Linked DNA regions of Homo sapiens: region 2 is linked to region 1. The links are chromatin loops, found by intact Hi-C in ENCODE. Cell type or tissue: PC-3. All regions are shown on one strand. Each heading gives the region's core, and the rest is flanking DNA. Links, peaks and the distances in the headings are about the cores only. Region 1 has its middle 140 kb from the start of LYPLAL1. Region 2 overlaps LYPLAL1-DT (LYPLAL1 divergent transcript).

Region 1 (2,924 bases), core at 299-2,798:
AGGGGATTTTGGGGGCATTATTTTGTGCTTCTTTTAGCATTTCCAGAATCAGCCTCATGGAATCCTCTCAGCAGTTCCAGTACAGCCAGGAAGCACTCCCCATTCACATCTCACAGATCTGGGTTCCAACTCGATGGGGAAGCTTCCCCAGGCACCACATTAATGGCACTCCTTCTCCACGGGTCAGAGGCTCAGCTATGGGAGGTCTTTCCTCTGAGTTTCTGAAGGGTCTACACAAGCTCTGTCCTCAGAAGTCTGAGTCCAGCTGCCCAGCAACATGCTCTGAGCTTAACTACCATCTCTTCCTTTCTCCTCCAGTCCTTACTTTCTGCAATTACTGTTTCTGTGTTACTGTTTGCTTTTTAGTTTACCAACACCTGTTTAGTTTATGCATTGCATCATATTATCTCTGTTGAAACATGGTTTCTGTTTTCTTGATTGGACCCTGCCTGAAAAAAAAGATAACTGCGATAAAGCCTTTCATTTGAAAAAGAGAAAGAATGGGAAGCAATCCCAAGGGGTCAGTGATCCAAAGCACACACCATCTTCTCCCGGAAAGAAAAACAGGGTTTCTTACCGGCAGTGGAGTAAGTTCCTTGGACAAGCCCCGTCAGCCTCCAACTCTGCACTCTGGAATATTTCCCTGCCCATTTTTCTAGGGACACATTAGGGGTCCTCTCCTTCCTCTTGGTGAGTGTTTGAGGACACGGTAATTTCATCAGGGAATGAGAGCTCCCAAGACTTCATCATTAGCCCTTATCTTTCTCTAAACACAAAATTCCCTAATGACCTTGGTCAAATTGTGATCTTTTACTTATTTAATTCCAAGGACTAGTAATCTAGTCATTATGGGTTGTGGTCTTTGAGCCTAAAATTTGGCATGGATATTTCTATTTTCTAATCAGAGAGCTTCATTCTCTTATTATTAGTATTTATTAAGTACATCCTAGGTAGTAGAAACACAACAGTAAATGACATGTAATCCTTGTTTTATACAATTCACAGTTTGGTGGAGATGAGAAAATCAGACATTTAAATTAGGCAATTCAAGTTGCAATGTGAAGAAGAGATCATGGTTTGGTGGGATGGGGGACTGTGGGGAGGGGTGGGGGTAACACAGGTGTTTGCTTAGGGTGCTAAGGGGATATTTCAGTCTTGATGAGGCAGGGAAGACTTCCTGGGAGAGTGACACTTGAGTTATTTGTAAGAAAAGGAGAAAGAGGAACACTCAAGGTGATGGAAAATTAGAGAAGCATGATAGATATTGATAATAATTGATCCACACAATTGGCCCAAGGGGAGAATCTACTTCCTTTTTTTAATCCCAGAGAAAACGAGCTCAAGCCCATACACATTAGATTAGCCCAACATTCAGTTATCTCCCACTTGCAGTTTTTCATGTTTCTGAGTTTTCTCAAACTCCAAAGGCTTGCACAATCCAACAGAAGGTCAACACTCTGACTTGAACACCCAAGAGTGAAGAGCCTGGGGTCTGATCAGTCTGCTATTGCTTTTGCTTCTTGCTGCCGCTTGGTGACACTGTTGACAACTGGACCTACAGAGTCCACAAAAGATGCTGATAGACCACAGACCTGTTGCTATGGATCTTAAAGGCTGCAAGGTCCATATCCTCAGCACAAGTCCAGTGGAGTGAAGGATGCCTAGGCTAAAAGCATGGGTCTTTTGATCTCATATAAAGTCATTCTCTGAGACGACAACTGCTGCAGGAGTATACTATCAGGATTAAACCAAGCATTTATGCCCTGCAGACCTGAAATTCCTCATCTGTTTTTTCCTTTCTAAGAATTCATACCACTAAAAGTCAAGTAGCTTATTTATTTATTTTTGATCCTGAAAATAGGTTCTTTCTACCCCCTTATTCCTGGGACAATTAGGATAACTGCATACTTTCTCATCATCACCTCATTTTCTTCAGGGTTCATATATATAACTACAAATATATATAGCCCTTTTTTGTTTGGGAACACTGTGTTCAGGGCCTAAAGATTATTTGCTTTTCTAAAGATGGTTGAAGTGACTTCCCTGTACCTCTCTCAGAAGAGAAAGAGAAAAAAAATCCAAGTTAAATATTCAACAGGACATTTACTATAGAAACACTGGAGGGGCTGAAAATAGTTCCTGTGAATGGAATATAGCTATTTAGGTGTTGAAACACGAAATAGTGAAAGATGAGACACCAGAGATACACAGGAAAGTCCTTGCTGACATGCTAAGGAGTTTGGATTTACTTCGGAAGCAATGGAGAATGCATGAAGGATTTAAGAAAATTGACATGAAGTATTTGGATTTTAGAACAGCCACTCTAGTGAGAAAAACTGATTGAAAAGGGCAAGTTTATAAAAATTGAACAACAAATTGAACCATGACCTTAAAAATTTTCCAATTTTTTAAATTATGGTAAAATACCTATAACATAAAATTGACCATCTTGGCCATTTAAAATGTACAGTTTGGTTGTATTCAATACATTAGTAATGTTGTGCATCCATCACTACCATTTCCGTAATACTTTTCACCTTTTAAAACTGAAACTTGATAGCTATTAAACTGTAACTCCCCATTTCCTCCTCCCCCCAGCCCCTAATGATCACCATTTACTTCCTGTCTCCAACATTTTGAAAACACTGAGTACCTCATATAAGTGGAATGATAAAGTATTTGCCTTTTTGCGACTGGCTTATTTCATTTAATGTAGTGTCTGCAAGATTAATCCACATTGCAGCCTATATCAGAATTTTGTTTCTTTTTAAGGCTGGATAATATTCCACTATATGTACATACCACATTTTTGCATATACATTTGACCATCAATGGACACATGGGTTGCTCTCACATTTTAGTTATTGTAAATACTGCTGCTATGGACAAACATCTCGTAACAAAGAAAATTCCTTGACCTGGAG
Region 2 (2,924 bases), core at 221-2,720, 230 kb after region 1:
GCCATTTTGTTATTTGTTTTCTGGGTGTTTTATGTGTGCTCTTCTCTTTCTTCCTTCCTTCTTCCCTGTATTCCTTTTTGGGAAGTTAATTTTTTTTGGTGGGTTGTTTTAATTTACTGATTTTCAGTTTTTTGTGTATCTGTTGTAGGTTTTATGATTTGAGGTGACCATGAGGTTTGGAAATAACATCTTAGAACTCATTATTTTAAACTGATCACAACTTAGCACTGGATACAAAACAATCCAAACTCACAACAACGAAAGAGAAAACTAATAAAAGCTCTACACTTTAACTTAATCCCCCTGCTTTCTAACTTTTTGTTGCTTCCATCTACGTTTTATTATACTATGTCTTAAAAGTTGTAGTTATTATTTTTGATAGGTTTATCTTTTAGTCTTCGTATTCAAGATATCAATAGTTCACGTACCACAATTACAGTGTTATAATATTGTGTGTTTGTTTGTGTACTTACTATTACCAGTGAGTTTTGTACCTTCAGATGACTTCCTATTGCTCATTAGTGTCCTTTCATTTTAGATTGAACAGCTCCCTTTAGCATTTCTTGTAGGGCAGTTCTGGTGTTGATGAAATCCCTCAGCTTTTGTTTGTCTGGGAAAGCCTATTTCTTCTTCATGTTTAATGGGTATTTTCACTGGGTGTACTCTTCTAGGATAAAAGTCTTTTTTCCTTCAGCACTTTAAATATGTAATGCCACTCTCTCCTAGATTGTAAGGTATGTTATTTGTGTCTTTTCTCTTGCTGCTTTTAGAATCCTTTCTTTATCCTTGACCTTTGGAAGTTTGATTATTAAATGTCTTGAGGTAGTTTTATTTGGATGAAATCTACTTGATGTTCTACAACCCATCTATACTTGAATTTTGATATATTTCTCTAGGTTTGAAAAGTTATCTGTTATTATCTCTTTGAATAAAATTTATACCTTGATCTCTGTACCTCCTCTTTAAGGCCAGTAAATCTTAATTTGCCCTTTTGAGATATTTTCTAGAACTTATAGGCAAGCTTCATTCTTTTCTATTCTTTTGTTTCTTTTGACTGTGTATTTTCAAATAGCCTGATTCTTTCTTCTGCTTGATCAGTTCTGCTGTTGGGAGACTCTGATGCATTCTTCTGTATGTCAATTCAATTTTTCAGCTCAGAATTTCTACATGTTTCAAAAATTATTTCAGTATCTTCGTTAAATTTATCTGATAGGATTCTGAATTCCTTCTCTGTGTTATCTTAAATTTCATTGAGCTTCCTCAAAATTTCTATTTTGAATTTTCTGTCACTCTTGGATTGATCAGTGGTGACTTTTTCAGTTTGTTTAGTGAGGTCATGATTTCCTGAATGGTCCTGATGCTTTTGGATGTTTGTGAGTGTCTGGGCATTGAATAGTTAGATATTTATTGTAATATTTGCAGTCTGCACTTGCTTGTACTCCTCTTGTGGAGGGGTGATGCAAGCTCCACTGTGACTACCACACTGAGACTGTGCTGAGTCACACCCAAAGATAGCACAGCACTGGGTCTTGCTCAAGACCCATGGTGACCACTGCCTAGTTACTGCCAGCGGAAGGAAGGAGTCTCCCCCAGGTTACTGAGCTGCACTGCCTGGGTTGGGGGAGGGGTGATGCAAGCACTCCCTTGTCCACCTGGCTGGTGTCTCATTAGGTCAACCCAAGTCTACTGCCTTCTAGCCCAGCACGCACCAAGACTTGCCCAGGAATTGCAGTCCTTGTCGCCTAGACTGCCTTTGAGGTTTATGTAGTATCCCAGAGTGCTTTGGCCCATGGTAGTGGGGCTAGCCAGAACTCTAGTTCCAACCACTGGGAAGGGCAATTCCTCTCTTGCTGGGACGGATATAAGGACTCCCTCCATGGGCACTGGCTGAGTTCTGCCTTATCTTGTTTTCTACTGTGGCTGGGCTGCACTGAGTTCCAATGCAAAGTCCCACATCACTGCACTCTCTCCCCCACAAGAACACAGATCCTCTCCGCAGCATCAGCAATTCAAGACTATCTTTCCTAACCTCTTCAATGCCTCTTTCTTTGATATGATGTTAGAACCTGGTACTGTGATCACTCACTTGATTTTTGGTTCTCATAAAAGTGCTTTCTTGTGTGGATAGTTGTTCGATTTAGTGTTCCTGTAGGGGGACTATTGTTGGAGAGTTCTATTAGGCCAACCTGCTCTGTGTCTTCCCCTATAGTTTCTTTTTGACTCAGTTACATTCAAATTTATTTTTTACACTTTATAGAAATATTAGGGAGGTTAAAATTTATCCTTTATTTACTGAGCTCTAATTTAACAGAATTGAAATTGTGGTCAGAGAATGTATTATGTTTGACACTAAGTCTTTGAAATTTATTGAGATTTGCTTTAAAGCCTAGTGATATGCTTAATATCCCATTCTATTCCTATGTGGAGGAATCATAAGGTGAGAGACAGACCCTCTCTTTCAATATGTAGCACAAGGGTTCTTATTTATCCTCTGGACAATAGCATACAGATACATGTCTCAAGTTTATCTAGTAAGATTCTCTTGCCTGTAGCTTTGAATAATGAGGGTTAGAGATTTTTCCCAGCCAATGTGGAAGGTTTGAGAGACTACTGGTGTGGCAGCAAGAATCCAGTAGCAGCAGTATCAATTCCTATGTCCTAAGCAGACTTCAGGCTCATAACCTGCTTTCCTTATTTTTCTGCCAGAGTCTAATTCTCAACTGTTGATTAATTCTCTAAGTTATTGATATCTTGCCAATACATTCCTTTTCTGATTAATGTAACCAAAGTCAGTTTCTGTTGCTTAGAACTCAGAATTCTGACAACTGTGAAACACAATGCTTCTGAGGGAATTACAGCATATTACTTTTTGCTTTATTTTATTTAATCTTCTGTTTCTCTCCTCAGGAAGTGTTATTTATTAT

The links. Hi-C counts contacts between places; a loop is a spot of excess contacts. Peaks named below come from ENCODE experiments on the same cell type or tissue, not always from the same donor. Only the 100,000 strongest peaks of a DNase experiment are listed, where the experiment ranks them.
Region 2: it touches region 1 in a loop (3-fold over the local background); 2 of 110 quality-filtered maps call a loop at or near these places.

The regions. Positions count from the first base shown.
Region 1 is chr1:219,316,559-219,319,482 of GRCh38, reverse strand. It overlaps a transcript of LYPLAL1 not described here. Among named protein-coding and RNA genes, the nearest start is that of LYPLAL1, 140 kb to the right of the region's middle. In PC-3, for the core only: a CTCF peak has its summit at 1,535; a DNase peak (open chromatin) is centred at 1,532.
Region 2 is chr1:219,087,733-219,090,656 of GRCh38, reverse strand. The region is part of intron 3 of LYPLAL1-DT (LYPLAL1 divergent transcript); the gene reads left to right. Among named protein-coding and RNA genes, the nearest start is that of LYPLAL1-DT, 85 kb to the left of the region's middle. RefSeq lists an enhancer at 1,386-1,435. In PC-3, for the core only: no CTCF peak of the experiment used is centred there; a DNase peak (open chromatin) is centred at 1,526; H3K4me3 peaks cover 357 bases; H3K27ac peaks cover 1,661 bases.